Regions from separate parts of the Homo sapiens genome. Here all the other regions are linked to region 1. Evidence: chromatin loops called from intact Hi-C (ENCODE). Cell type or tissue: Panc1. All regions are shown on one strand. Region 1 has its middle 37 kb from the start of SYCE1L. Region 2 has its middle 61 kb from the start of NUDT7. Region 3 overlaps ADAMTS18 (ADAM metallopeptidase with thrombospondin type 1 motif 18).

Evidence for each region. Peaks named below come from ENCODE experiments on the same cell type or tissue, not always from the same donor. Only the 100,000 strongest peaks of a DNase experiment are listed, where the experiment ranks them.
Region 2: a loop joins it to region 1, with 6 times the contacts of the local background. A loop is called at or near these places in 56 of 110 quality-filtered maps.
Region 3: a loop joins it to region 1, with 5 times the contacts of the local background. A loop is called at or near these places in 10 of 110 quality-filtered maps.

What each region holds. Positions count from the first base shown.
Region 1 is chr16:77,233,591-77,238,590 of GRCh38, reverse strand. No RefSeq gene overlaps it. Among named protein-coding and RNA genes, the nearest start is that of SYCE1L, 37 kb to the right of the region's middle. In Panc1, a CTCF peak has its summit at 2,347 (motif pointing left); a DNase peak (open chromatin) is centred at 2,340; H3K4me3 peaks cover 2,059 bases; H3K27ac peaks cover 4,162 bases.
Region 2 is chr16:77,658,595-77,663,594 of GRCh38, reverse strand. No RefSeq gene overlaps it. Among named protein-coding and RNA genes, the nearest start is that of NUDT7, 61 kb to the left of the region's middle. In Panc1, CTCF peaks have their summits at 2,770 and 2,978 (motif pointing right); no DNase peak of the experiment used is centred here; H3K27ac peaks cover 486 bases.
Region 3 is chr16:77,429,826-77,434,825 of GRCh38, reverse strand. It overlaps ADAMTS18 (ADAM metallopeptidase with thrombospondin type 1 motif 18), which reads left to right. Exons shown (of 23, transcript NM_199355.4): 1 at 1-220; 2 at 321-408; 3 at 3,215-3,531. The coding sequence starts at 131. Among named protein-coding and RNA genes, the nearest start is that of ADAMTS18, 2.7 kb to the left of the region's middle. RefSeq lists an enhancer at 1-96. In Panc1, no CTCF peak of the experiment used is centred here; no DNase peak of the experiment used is centred here; H3K27ac peaks cover 2,182 bases.

The sequences.
Region 1 (5,000 bases):
AGTCACAGATACCTTTGTGTTTGGGAAGGCAGATTATTCCCATGGGAAAATCCTCTTTCTCCCACTCTCTTTATCTAAGTCACTCCTATTCACTCACTTTGCAGGTCACAGATTAGACAATCTTCCCCTGGGAATTATTCTCTGACTTCCGCAGTTATACTACATTTCACGCACCCATGCTTGTAATGCCTGTTTTTCCCATCAGTCCGAAGCCCTGGGAAGGCAAGGACAGAGCCTGCCTCGGTCACTGTCATACTCCCAGCATCTACTTTAGCACGTACCATCCGTGGAAAGAATTTCCTTCTTATGTGTTAATATCTCATGAGTCCTTCACGTGTTTACTGATCCCTTAACCAGGCTACCCGTTTCACTACAGGATCATGCTGTGTGTGACAATGTTTCTCCTTAAAGGATATATGCTCCACCTCTGTGTCTATCTTCTGTTCATAGGTCTACATCTGATCACTAAGAGCCCTTCAAACCTCCCCCGAGTATGTGCGTATTTGAATACAGGTGCAATGCTCTCTGTAAGTCATCTCTTCTTCAGCCTACAGTATAAAAAACAGCTGAGGGCCCTGGGAACATCTGGCCTGGGGTAGTACTTGACCATCCAGAGCCTTCTCCTGACAATTTTTCAGTCACTCAAAACACCTTCAAAGTGTAGCATCAAAAGCTCAGCACCACCAAGAGTGGTCTGACCAAGGCAGGTTAGAGAAAAATTGTTACATTCATGGCTTCAATCTTTTTTCTTTTGTTAATGTCACTTTCAGCTCATGTTGATTTACCAGATAGCTTTGTTTTGCTGATTATAAAGGCCTTGCAGCCAGCAGTCATCTGTGTGAAAAAGACTCCTGGGTCAGCACTCATTCACATCTCACCTCGACCTGACAACATGCACTTTGTTTTACTTATTAACATTTTAGGGAACAAGCACAGCATGTTTCATCTACTCTTGTTCTATTTTATTTTCCTTTTGAGAGAGAGTCTCACCCTGTTGCCCAGGCTAGAGTTCAGCGACAGGGTCTTGTCTCACTGCAGCCTCAACCTCCTGGGCCCGAGTGATCCTTTCTCCCCAGCTTTTGCCTCCCGAATAACTGGGACTACAGTCGTGTACCACCACACTCAGCTAATTTTTTAATTTTCGTAGAGACAAGGTCTCCCTATGTTGCCCAGGCTGGTCTCAAACTCCTGGCCTGAAGCGATCCACTTGCCTCGGCCTCCTAAAATGCTGGGATTACAAGCTGTGAGGCCTTAGCCTTGCTTTAGAATGTATATGGTAATTGGACTTTCTAGGTGCTATTGTGATTACAAAAGACTGTAATATGCGATGCTCCTGAGACTCTACACGAGGCCAGAATTCCATATTATATTTCACTTAACCAGAACTTGCTTTTGGTAGAAAAGCTTCTATTTAGCAGTTGGTAAAATTATTTAGTGCAATAGTGATCTGTTTGGAAAATTAAAAAAAAAGGCCAGGCACAGTGGCTCACGCCTGTAATTCCAACACTTTGGGAGGGCGAGGCAGGCGGATCACTTAAGCCCAGGAGTTTGAGACCAGCCTGGGCAACATGGTGAGGTTCTGTCTCTACAAAAAATAAAAATAAAAATAAATAAATTAGCGGGGCATGGTGGTGTGTGCCTGTGGTCCCAGCTACTTGGGGGTTGAGGGAGGAGGATCACTTGAACCCAGGAGGTCGAGACTGCAGTGAACCAAAATCGTGCCACTACCCTCCTGCTTGGGCAACAGAGCAAGACCCCATAAAAAAAAATAAATTACAAGTGACACTGAATTTAATTTTCGAATGAATTTTCTCTTGTTCCAGCGTTGCAGGGGGGAGTGAAGGCTTTAACAAGAAGGGATGATTTAGAATTAGACAAATTTGGGATTGCATCTCTTTTCTACCACCCTGTAAATCAATCACCTAGAGTATTAAGCGGGCGGGGTAAAGGATAAAGTTACTTTCTTATGTTAAACTACACATCTATGTGGATAGATATGATCTTTTAGTGTGCGCATCTGTGCTGAGTATACTGAAGCATGCATGCAACTCGTCCTAGTTCTTTGCTTTTTCCCCCTCGGTGGCTTAAGTCTAAAAGAGGTGCTAAAAAGATGGCAGCTCCTTCTGAACCTTGCTTGGAATTGGTGGCTCAGTGGCCTTGCCTCAGCTTGGGGGCGGTGTGTGTCTACGCAGAGCAGTCACACCTACGTGGACAGTAACAGGGCGCTCTTGGTTAGTAGGTGCACATGTGGGTCGGGGAGCAGAGACAGGAGGCTCCGCAAAGAAAGCCTCGGAGCCAGCCCGGCTCAGTGCCCAGCCGCGAAGCCGTAGCGCCCTCTGGTGTGCCCTGAACATATTGCATGGCGTCACAAGGCGGTTGGGACCGCTTGGAGCATCTCTGAGCCGACGCTGCCATCTCCTGGTGAGAGTCGCTTTCAGCAAATCTCCAGACTATTCAGCGTTCTAGGCTAGGAGCCACAAGGACTGGGCCACTTTCGCCCGAATTCCCAGGGTCCACTTTTGGAAGGCATGAAAACACACAGGAAAGACTAGTTGGCTGCCAGCAGAGCCCCTGATGACTTCAAAACATCCTCTGGGCCCGCCTTCCCCTACACAAATCTTTACCACTGCACTTTTGTATGTTTGGCGAGGGGGTGGTTGGGTTTTTTTGTTGTTGTTTTGCGATTTTGTTTTTTTGAGACAGGGTCTTGCTCTGTCACGCAGGCTTGAGTGCAGTGGCACAATCACAGCTCACTGCAGCCTGGACCTCCCTGGACTCAAGTGATCCTGATGCCTCAACCTCTTGAATAGCGGGAACCACAGGTGCACCCACCACGCCCAGCTAATTTTAAAAATATATTTTGCAGAGGTGGTGGGGGTGAGGGTCTCACTGTGTCGCCCAGGCTGGTCTAAAACTCCTGGCCTCAAAGGATTCTCCTGCATCAGCCTCCAAAACTGCTGGGATTACAGGCATGAGCCACGGTACCCACCCTGCTGCACTTTACAAACCACCCTGTGCTGCTTGTTTTCTTTCTGGTCTTTGAGGCCCCTACATGATTCTGAAGCAAATTATGTGAAGATGTTGTTGTCAGTGGTAGGAATTAAGCAACTTTACCAGAAAGTAATTTTTCCATGTTATTTATGCATGGAAACAAATATGTATTCTAAAGCAATATATACTGTTATATTTACTGTTTAACCTCATAGAAACCTTGCAAAATAGAAGCCACTTAAAGCCTCACACCCAAACCTCTATTGGAACCTTTTCACTTGGCTTTGTGTGTACTTATAGAACAAATTAAACACATAAATACTAAAAACAAAAAGCAGCTCATAATCCTCTCCTTTTGGCTTTAAAAAAATTATTTAAAGGCTTAACATGTATTAATTTAAAGGAAATGGCATGAAATGAAGAAAATGTCTCCTCATCCTGTCTTCCCAAGGGAAACCTGTGTAAATCATTCCTCAAACATCCTCCTAGGTTAAAATGAAGACACCTGCCATGTATATGTAGACAGTATTAATCTCAGTCCACACAGGTGTGAAAAAAGCTGCACTCTTTGTATAGTCCGTTCTCCCATTGTTACAAGGAACTATCTGAGACGGGGTAACTTATGAAAAAAAGAGGTTTCACTGACTCACAGTTCCGCAGGCTTAACTGGAAGCATGGCTGAGAGGCTTCAGGAAACTTAAAATCATGGCAGAAGGCGAAGGGGAAGCAAGCATCGTCTTACTGGGGCGTCTTACCAGGGCAGAGCAGGAGAGTGAGTAAGAAGGGGGAGGTGCCACACACGTTTAAAGGATTAGATCTCCTGAGAACTCAGTATCGTGAGAACAGCAAGGGGGACGCTGACGTGCAAGATCCAATCACCTCCCACCAGGCCCCTCCCCCAATTCGACATTGGAGATTTGGGTGGGAATACAAATCCAAACCATATCAGCTTTAATTTTTATAACTAACTTATTTTCGGGTGGCCCACATTTTGACAGGTGGGTGGTAATTATATGCTCCAACTGTTACCGGAGAGGGGTCCTGATCCAGACCCAAGAGAGGGTTCTTGAGTCTCCCGCGGGAAAGAATTAGAGGTGAATCCATAAAGCGAAAGCAAGTTTATCAGGAAAGTAAAGGAATAAAGAACGGCTACTCCATAGGCAGAGCAGCGGCTTGGGCCGCTCAGCTGCTCAGACTTAGTGTTACTTCTTGATTACATGCTAAACATGGGGTGGATTATTCATGAGTTTTTTGGGTAAGGTGTAGGCAATTCCCAGAACTGAGGTTTCCTCCCGTTTTTAGTCCATATAAGGTAACTCCCTGACATTGCCATAGCATTTGTAAACTGTGATGGCATTGGTAGGAGTGTGTTTTAGTATGGCAATGCATTGTAATTAATGTATAATGAGCAGTGAGGACGACCAGAGGTCACTTTCATTGTCATCTTGGTTTTGGTGGGTGTGGCCAGCTTCTTTACTGCAAGCTGTTTTATCAGGAAGGTGTTTGTGATGTTTGACCTCCTAATCTCATCCTGTGACTTAAAATGCCTAACCTCCTGGGAATACAACCCAGCAAAGTCTCAGCCTTATTTTACCCAGCCCCTATTCAAGATGGAGTCGCTCTGGTTCAAAGGCCTCTGACATAACCTCTAAGGGTGATGTTAGGAGTTACAGTGTGGAGGTTCGTTTGGTTCTTGGCCAGCTATTCTACCAGGTGATTTTTGAGAGATCTGTGAATTCTGGACCTTTCAAGAGGTCCTTGGCCATTTCCATGGTGTGCGCAGGATGTGGGTGGGGGGGGCTGGGGGGGGAGCCTCTTTGCCAATCCCATGTTTGTATAAATATGCCACTGGGCACGTCCCTTTCAGTCCTGCAACTTCTTTGTAAACACCGCATAAACCTGGGACTCCTCGTCCAAGTCCAGGGCTTCTCTCCTCCCTCACTCCCTTCCCAACCCAGAGGAAGCTCTTTCTCATCTGTGAGAAAGCATCTCTTTTTTATACTCCACTT
Region 2 (5,000 bases), 430 kb before region 1:
ACCAGCCTGGGCAACATAGGGAGACCCCTTCTCTACAAAAAAGTAAAACCTTAGCTGAGCATGGTAGTGCATGCCTGTAGTCCCAGCTACCCTGGAGGTTGAGGTGGGAGGAACTCTTGAGCCTGGGAGGTCAAGGCGGCAGTGAGCCATGATCATACCACTGCACTTCAACCTAGGCAACAGAGCAAGAGTCTGTCTCAAAAAAAGTGTGTGTGTTGAAGGGGGGTCTATGCCTTGTGTGTAACACTGTGCCTGGTATGTGGTAAGTTCCCAGAGATAATTAGTGAATAAAAACTTAGCAAGAACTGGACACATGGAGGAGAGATAAAGACATATAAAGACATCTCAGTTGGGAAAAGCTGTGAGTAAAGAAACTGAGAAATGAAATCAAAAGGATGAAGTTCTTTTTTTTTTTTTTGACAGAGTTTCGTTTTGTTGCCCAGGCTGGAGTGCAGTGGTGTGATCCTGGCTCACTGCAACCTCTGCCTCCCAGGTTCAAGCAATTCTTCTGCCTCAGCCTCCCAAGTAGCTGGGATTACAGGTACGCGCCACCAAGCAAGGCTAATTTTTGTATTTTTAGAAGAGATGGGGTTTTGCCATGTTGGCCAGGCTGGTCTCAAACTCCTGGCCTTAGTTCATTCACCTGCCTCGGTCTCCCAAAGTGCTGGGATTACAGGCAGGAGCCTCCACACCTGGCCCAATACATGAAGTTTGTTATTGTTAAGCACATTGCTGCTTTTCTTCCCATGTAACTCCACCAAAGACATTTTTCCCCCCAAGTTTTCTAATGGGCTGAAATCAAGTTGAGGATAGGGACCAGTGTTATAAATAAAATGCTTGTTCCTTGCTACCACAAGGAAAAATTAACATTCAGACAAAAAAATTTTCTCAGCAAGCCAACTTTACTTTCTGCAGAAAGGGTACTGCTCATCAGCAATCTTGCCATGAGAGTACAATGAACAAAGGAAAGATAGGAATATTTATCCCTTACGCATTGGGTGCTTACTGCTGTGTCTGATCTCTGTTGGTTGGAGCTGGACCTCCCAGTCTAAGCTAAACCTGATTGGCTAATAACTCAAAACTTTTCTAAATCGGTAGAGGCAATGGAGAACAAAATGAAAAGAGGAAGTTGCTTGCGAAAGGACTTAGAAAAGTAATAACATTTCAAAATAAGGAAGGGGCATAGGCTGTGAGCTGGAACTTGCCTGTGAACATGCCTAGCACAAATATATTGGTTAAAGTACAAGGACATAGAATGTACTACGTGCCTGTGAGCATGTCTACCACAAGTATCTTGGTTAAAGTACAAGGACATAGAATGTACTTATTCCCTTATGTCTAACAGCTGCATAGGATAAGGCTTAACAAAGAGTTATTAGCAAAAAGCAAGAAGGCTTTCAAGAAAGTCTTTAAAAGAAACTATTATTTCTAATATTTATTATTATTATCCTTTAACAAGAATGGAAACTTTGAAGAGAACTTTTTACTTTCCATAACTAGGTATTCTACATTAGCACATCTCAACCTTTAACATAAATCACCCACAGACCTTGTTGAAATGCAGATTCTAAATCAGCAGATCTGGTGGGCCTGAGGTTCTGCATTTATAACAAGCTCCCAGGTGATGCTGATGCTACTGACCTGAGACCACACTCAGAAAGCCTATGTCTATACAAAAATCTGCACACAGATATACTTATAGCAGCTTTACTCACAATCGCCCATACTTGGAAGCAACCAAGATATCTTTTAATAGGATATAGTAAGGTAAATATGAATAGTTTGTGGATAAACTGTATACATTCAGACAATGGAATATTGTTTAGCACTGAAAACAAATGAGCTATCAAGCCATGAAAAGATATGGCAGAAACTTAAATGCATATTAGTAAGTGAAAGAAGCCAATCTGAAAAGGTTAGATCCTATAAAATTCCAACTATATGACATTCTGGAAAGGCCAAAACTATGGAGAGAGTAAAAAGATCAGGGATCACCAGGGATTAAGTGGGAGGGAAGGATGGACAGGTGGAGCACAAAAGATTTTCAGGGAAGCGAAATTACTCTGTATGATGCAAGTGATAGACACGTGTGATTATGTATTTGTCCAAAGTCATAGAATGGACATAAAGAGTGAACCCTGATGTAAACTGTGACTTTAGATGATAATGGTGTGCCATTGTAGATTCATCAGTTATAACAAATATACCATTCTAGTGTGGGACATTGATAATGGGAGAGGCCATATGTATGTCAGAAGTATATGGATATGTCTCTACCTCCCTATCCATTGTACTGTAAACCTAAGACTTCTGTAAAAAAAATCATTATTTATTTATTTTATTATTTTTTATTTATTTATTTTTTGAGACGGAATCTTGCTCTGTCATGCAGGCTGGAGTGCAGTGGTGCGATCTAGGCTCATTGCAAGCTCCGCTTCCCAGGTTCACACCATTCTCCTGCCTCAGCCTCCCGAGTAGCTGGGACTACAGGCGCCCGCCACCACGCCTGGCTAATTTTTTTGTATTTTTAGTAGCGACGGGGTTTCACCGTGTTAGCCAGGATGGTCTCCATCTCCTGACTTTGTGATCTGCCTGCCTCGGCCTCCCAAATTGCTGGGATTGCAGGCGTGAGCCACCGCGCCCGGCCAAAAAAATTATCTTTTTAAAAAAATTCTCTATTCATCCCTCCCTCCCCCTCAGCCCCTGGCAATCACTGATTTTTGTTGTTGTTGTTTTTACTGTCTCCATAGTTTTGCCTTTTCCTGAATGTCATGTAGTTGGTGTTATATAGTAAACACAGACACACACATACACAGACACACACACACACACACACGGCAGGGGAATGCACATGGTTAATGATTTTTTTTGTTTTTTAATGCCATTTTTGTAAAATTCAAAAGCTACAAGCCCCGATGACAATGGTCTTTGGACTCCTGGTTCAGAGTGATTTGCAAGCCTCATTGAAAAGTCCACTAGGGGGAGAAGTTTAGTAGCGTTGGAACTCTTCTCGTCAGCCAGAAGTGATTTTTTTTTCCCCTTGAAGAGTCTGCTTCTCAATAAACAAAAGATCACTCTCAAAATTAAACACTCCCATGCCAGATGGCTTGATGTGCGTGTCCGAAGATTTTCCTGAGGCACGTGTGAATGAATGTTCAGCAGAAGAGTGGCGGGCGTCTGGGAAGAGCTGATGCTTCCATCCCATGGGCAGCCAAAGGGTGGGCGTCTGGGAGCAAGAGCCTGAACATCTCCAAAGATCGCGGCTGTGCGTGTTTATTCACAATGAGTGAAACAAACTCCTGGATTGTTTAGGCATTGTTGAGGAGATCGCACTAGGCTCCCACAAGAATGCTGCATACACAGCAGGGTTGTTCTCAGTACAGGTTAGGGGCAGACACCCAGCAGTGCTGAGAGATTCTTCCTGGGGTAGGACAAGTGTGCCAAGAAGCATATGCTATCCAGAGAGAGGGCACCTTTACTCACTGTAGGCTTTTAGCTACAATGTATAATTGGAATGATGTTCTCAGTGCTAAACCTCCTAAGATGATGTTTGCCATAGTGCCAGAGGTTTAACCATCAAGGAATAATGTTTTGGAAGCAGTGGCCCTAGACAGCCATCATTTGTAGACACTTTTCTCAATTTCTGCCATGGCTGTGTGCCACGTTTCTTTAGTTTCCTTTAAACAGAGTCATTTTACTTAGGATAAAATAAGTTATTTTCAAAAGAGGCATATAGCTATTATAATTGGGAAAACAAGTTCCGTTTGCCATAAATAGAAAGCATGTGTAAAAATAAATTCAACAAAGACACAACCATATTACTAAACTCTAGCTAGAGACTGTGCCCTCCTCAAGGTTTTGAAACTGAGATCTGCTCCCTAGTAAACAAGGGAATTAGCAAGTACTAGAAAGAGGTGTAAAAGATGTTTTAGTTCCCACATGATTTTTTTTCATTTTTTCCCCTTCAACAAAATAATCAAGACGCCTGAAAGGCTGAGAGATACAGAGCTAGGGACAGAGTCCTACTAACTTAGTGTATTAGTCCATTTTCACACTGCTATAAAGAATACCCGGCTGGGCGTGGTGGCTCACACCTGTAATCCCAACACTTTGGGAGGTCCAGGCGGGTGGATTACCTGAGTTCAGCAGTTCGAGAAACCCTGTCTTTACTAAAAATACAAAACTTAGCCAGTCATGGTGGCACGCGTCTGTAATCTCAGCTGCTCAGGAGGCTCAGGCAGGAGAATCGCTCGAACCCAGGAGGCAGAGGTTGCAGTGAGCTGAGATTGCACAACTGCACGCCAGCCTAGGCAACAGAGCAAGATGCTGTCAGAAAAAAAAGAAAGAAAGAAAAGAAAAGAAGGAAGGAAGGGAGAGAGAGAAAGAGAGAGAGAGAGAAAGAAAGAGAAAGAAAAAAAAGAAAGAAAGAGAAAGAAAGAAAGAAAGGAAGAATACCCAAGAGTGGGTAAAGTTTAAAGGAAAGAGTTTTGACTCACAGTTCTGTATGGCTGGGGAGGCCTCCAGAAACTTACAATCATGGCGGAAGGCAAAGGGAAGACAGGCATCTTCACACAGCTTTTTCTTTCTGTGTCATTCAGAGTTACTTAATGTCTGCATAGCCAGCCAATCTGTGATCCACCCAAAAACACCTAACGTACCACCAGTGGAACTCCTCTAACACTTGGGTGAACACAGCTTTAACTCAAAGAGATGAAAGCATCACCTGCCAGAAAGCTCTTCCTCTGCTGCCCCAGAGGTGAGAAGCTGCTCAAGTCCTTCAAGAAGAAGGAAGCTGCAGATCTAACCCCAAAACTGCGTTGTCAAAAATAACAGATAAACTAGAATTCAGAAGCATCCTGTTACCTGGCTAGCGGTCTGTATTTCTCTCTTTGTTTTAGCATCTCCAAATAAAGATATTTGAGCTAGTTTTGTTGACCCTCTGGGGTGAACAAACTAAGGTCTGTTCACTAAGATTGCTTAGGAAGAATTTGGACAAAGTC
Region 3 (5,000 bases), 200 kb before region 1:
AACGGCGGCGGCTCTCACCTGGAGCCGCACCTGGGGCGCCGAGCTCCGGGGCCGCGGAAAGAATGCGCGCCGCCCGTGCGCTCCGCCTGCCGCGTCTGGCCACCCGCAGCCGCCGCGTCCGCACCTGACCATGGAGTGCGCCCTCCTGCTCGCGTGTGCCTTCCCGGCTGCGGGTTCGGGCCCGCCGAGGGGCCTGGCGGGACTGGGGCGCGTGGCCAAGGCAGGTGCCGCCGAGCGGAGCTCCGAGAGCGGGTGGCAGGGGGCGCCCGACGCCAGCCCCGCCGCGCCCCTCACGCGCGATGTCACCTTTTCTCTTGCAGGCGCTCCAGCTGTGCTGCCTCTGCTGTGCGTCGGTCGCCGCGGCCTTAGCCAGTGACAGCAGCAGCGGCGCCAGCGGATTAAATGATGGTTCGTATTTGCCCCCCATCCCCAAGAAGGGCCTTTCGCAGCACTTTGACCCTTCCTTCCCCCAAAGAGAGAAAAGATGGAAAAGCGCACCCCCTAACCTGGCAGGTGTGCGCTGTCTTGGAAATGGTTCCTGTTTGGAGAGGGGGGAAGGTTGGCAAGGACTGAACTTATCAAAAGAATCAACGCCCCGAGCTGCAAGTCACATAAAAGCAAATACTCTCCCTCCTTCACAGGTGGCTTGTTAAGAAGAACAAGAAAAAAAAAAAAATCCTAACTGCAGTGAGAAATTCGAAGGGAAGTGGACATTAACTAAGGAATTACTTATTTCCTCCCTCTCCTAACTCTTGTTGGGGGAAGCTAATTCTTAGTGGGAGATGAAAGAATGTGAGCCTCTTTCCTCTCTCCATCTTTCCTCATTTTTCTCTCGACTTCTGTTCCTTTTCTATCTCTTCTTTTTTTTTCATTTCTGCTTCCCTTGTTTTACGGATGTCTAAGGCTGCTTTTAGAGAGAGGAAAGCAGGTGACTTCAGGTCTCTGAGTCCTTTATCTATCTTTTCTGACGTTCGCCAGCCACAAACTTCCAGAAAATCCCTCACTTCTGACATTTATTAACTTCCCAGTGGAGCCCAGAGGGAAATCCTTGTTTTGATTGTTTCCCATCAGCTACAGGAGAACAGCTGATTCCTGACGCAAGGTGTCTAGGAAAACCTTACAGCTCAACCTGGATTCTTTAGAATTCTGTAATTTTTAGTTTTGCAAGGTTATCTCCTTTTCTTGTCAGGGGAATGGGGAGTGGGGCAGGATGGAGTCATGGAGAAGGGATTCACCTTTTGTCCAAACAGAGAGGCTGCAGTTTCTAAAACCACCCCTCATTCTTATATCAGGATCAGATGGCTGGAGGCCACGTCCGACCCAGCCACAACCTTGTAAGGACCTCACCCTTACTCACCTCCTGAAGTGGTCAATCAGAGATCACTCTTTACAGGGGACACTGACTGCCCTTCTTCCATCAAGAACCGAATGTAACCGACAGCCTGTTATTCTCCCCTTGGAAACAAGCTGGTAGCAGGTGTCTGGGGCCGTTTGATGGCTGGTTCCATAGAAGGCTGGCTGGATAACGTTCCTACAGAGCCTTCCAAGTAAGAGCAGGCAGAGTTTCAGATGATTTGGGACAAGAAGGTGAGACACAGACTTCCTGCATATGTCAGGAATCTTTTTCATAGTTAAGTTTTAGTTTGACAGAAGGAGAAGGTAGACTTTCTCTAAGAAATTGCACATAATCAAGAGCCACATCCCTTTAAAGCAATGTATCAGATTTTTAAGAGAAGAAAAATATTGTATGTCTGGCTCAGATTTTCAAGGTTAAGAGAGGGGAAAAACTTTTCCCCCCATTATTGTAAAATATGTATGTCAATTATACAGCATTTTTAGTTAAAGGAGGGAGTCAAGAAGAAAAATGGGAGTGGGAGGACATAAAGAATATAAAAATGAAAGCTGCCCAAGGAATAAGTCACAGATGGTTCATAAACAGAAGAAAATTATTGTCTATTGTGGAGAATTCTTTTTTAATGTGAGCCTAATTAGGCCATCACTCATTGATCTTTGCTAGCTACAGGGGCTCCACTATTCCTTAGTTTTTTTTTTTTTATTGGAGGAGGGGGAAGGTTGTTGACTGTTTAGGGAAAAGAGAAATTTCTCTTCCTTTTCCTCCTCCAGTAACTGGGGACCCAAGTGACTCAAACATACCTCGTCATTATTCAACAGCTTTCTAAACACTTTCCAAAGTAGTTTCCCATTCTGTGCCTTGAAAGTGGAAATGCAGGCTGTTTTTTAATGCACAGAGGGCATATTCCAAATCATTTTGTGGGATGATGCTTTTCAGCTTCAATGTTTGGTGAAAGAAAACAGTGTGCTGGCTTTGCTTTTCAAATAGCAAATTGTATTTTAGCTCCTCCTCTTTGGAACATTCAGCAATTAGTACTGCTCTAGGGAGCAGTGGTGAAGGTATTTTTAAACATGCCTTTCCAGGTGTCCCCTGATCTGACACTCCCCCACCAACATGCCTGAGCAATTTTATACATCAGACTATATAGGAGGGTTCTGACAATTTTGAGGCATTTTTGTGCATGCACTGTATTTTATGCTTACAATTAAATGGGATCATCCCTGTGAAAGCTCACAGTAAAATGCTAAGGGTGATACAAGTGCTGGAGTTTTCTTATCACACATAAATAATATTGGAAAAATGAAAATGCTGTTGCTTGTTAATGATCTGAAATATCATCTGAGGCTACCCCACACTGTGAGTTAGGACTTGAAATGTAAACTCTGCCTCTGCCAAAATGTTCCCGATTCAGTTTAAGCACAGAGAAATTAACCTCCTTGAAGAAATTTCCCGATTTTGTAGTTTTATGTTTATTAACTTTATCTTCAAAAAAATTAAATTTTATATATATGAATGGTTCTGTGGCCAATATTATAAAAGGCCCAGACCATTAAACATCAAAAGAATGTTCTAAATCTCTCTCCAGACAATGAGAGGTGTTACATTTTTCCACAGACATCCATGAAATTCATCAAAATTGTGCTTGGCTTTCGGGCACCTGTAGAAATGACTGTGGCCGAGTTAGTTGTAGAGACAGGTCTTCTGCTGCCTGTGCTGCTCTGAATTATATTTGATCTAGGTGCAAGGCAATAGGAACAAAGATATCTTTGAGCTTTGTGTTGCTCTTTGCCAGCTTGCTGGAAAGAGACCATTTGGAATTGTGGGCTCTGGGTGCTGACAGCTGAACTTTTCCCATTGCAGATTACGTCTTTGTCACGCCAGTAGAAGTAGACTCAGCCGGGTCATATATTTCACACGACATTTTGCACAACGGCAGGAAAAAGCGATCGGCGCAGAATGCCAGAAGCTCCCTGCACTACCGATTTTCAGCATTTGGACAGGAACTGCACTTAGAACTTAAGCCCTCGGCGATTTTGAGCAGTCACTTTATTGTCCAGGTACTTGGAAAAGATGGTGCTTCAGAGACTCAGAAACCCGAGGTGCAGCAATGCTTCTATCAGGGATTTATCAGAAATGACAGCTCCTCCTCTGTCGCTGTGTCTACGTGTGCTGGCTTGGTAAGTACACCCCAGTCTGAGTTGAGCTCCCTCTTTCGTGTTTTGTGTAACTTGAATGAACAGATGTCTGCAATATAAATGCTCTTCCAGCCAACTCCACACATTCACACTGTCAGCCTTGATACTTCTAATATTCTCAATTGAATTAATCTAATGTGCTCCCAGAAAAAGAAAATATAATAGAACTTTAATTACCATTTAGAACAATCTTTTGATGTTTAATGGTCTGGGACTTTTCATTCTCCATGTTTGAGATGATCCCCAAGGAAATTAACTTGATGGATGCCATTCGCTTTGTAATGTCCCGGGAGACCAGGCATTCTATAAATCTAACAAGCTTCATGCGTCTACATGGCTTTGAAATGGGAAAACTGTATTTCAATGCGAAATTGCATTCAGCAGCACTGGTAAGATCAACCTTCACTTTGCTGAAGGGAGGCCTTTTGTCTTCTTTGAACTAATCTGTTGCTGGTGTCCTGCTCACATAAGACATCCTTTTAGAATGTGGGGTGCTGTGTTCCTGGGCTGGCAGGATTAAATGTGGCATTCAGGGAAGCAGAACCTTTTAAAAGCATTTGGGACCAGTGTTATTTCCTCCCTATGTAATCCTCATCTGCTGAGCACCAGGCCAAGAATATCAGTGTAAATGATACTCTTCTCAGGATTCAATCAAATATACGAGGCGGTAAATGTTGTTCTGGGTTGATTTCATTCTGTGTTGTGATTGAGAAGTGTCTTGAATTGACAGAAGAGTTTGTGTGTGTTGAGACACATGGTGATTGTGCTCTGGCATGGCCAGAAGAAGGAAAATGTGAGAAAGCCCAAGTGAGGATGTAGTGAGTAATGTACATGGTACATCATGGCACAAAGCAAGAGGGGTGGCTTGGGTACGGGTGAATGCGGACTCCCATGTTCTTTGTTAGTTGAAACTTTCAGTTACTTTTTAATTTTTTCCCCCTATTATGGCCTGAAATTTAGCTAAAACCTTTCATTACAACCACAATCACGGTATTCTTTCTTTGGTCTATTTAAAATGATGAACATGGCTCACCATTGACCTATATATTATAACATGGTTACATGCCCCTGTGTGTGCACACATGACTATATCTTGTTTTTTTGTTTGTTTGTTTGTTTGTTTGTTTTGTTGTGGCACATCTCCTTCTCTTTACTTAGCATCCCCTTTGTATTTCTCTTTCTTCTGTCTATTCCGGTGTCCTAAAGGAGGAGTTTACACAACCCACCGTAGTGGCTTAAACTATCCCATTCCACATACCAGTAGTTGAAAGCAGTCTGCCCAGGTTCTAATTCTCAGACCAGCATTTACTCATAGGACCTTAGACAAATTGTTTAACTCTGTGTTAAGTAGAGTTAACTATGCCTTAGTTTCTTTATTTCTAAGATGGGAATAACAAGAGTTTACATCACAGGGCAGTGGGGATTCAATTATTTCTTATGTGGAAAGTGCC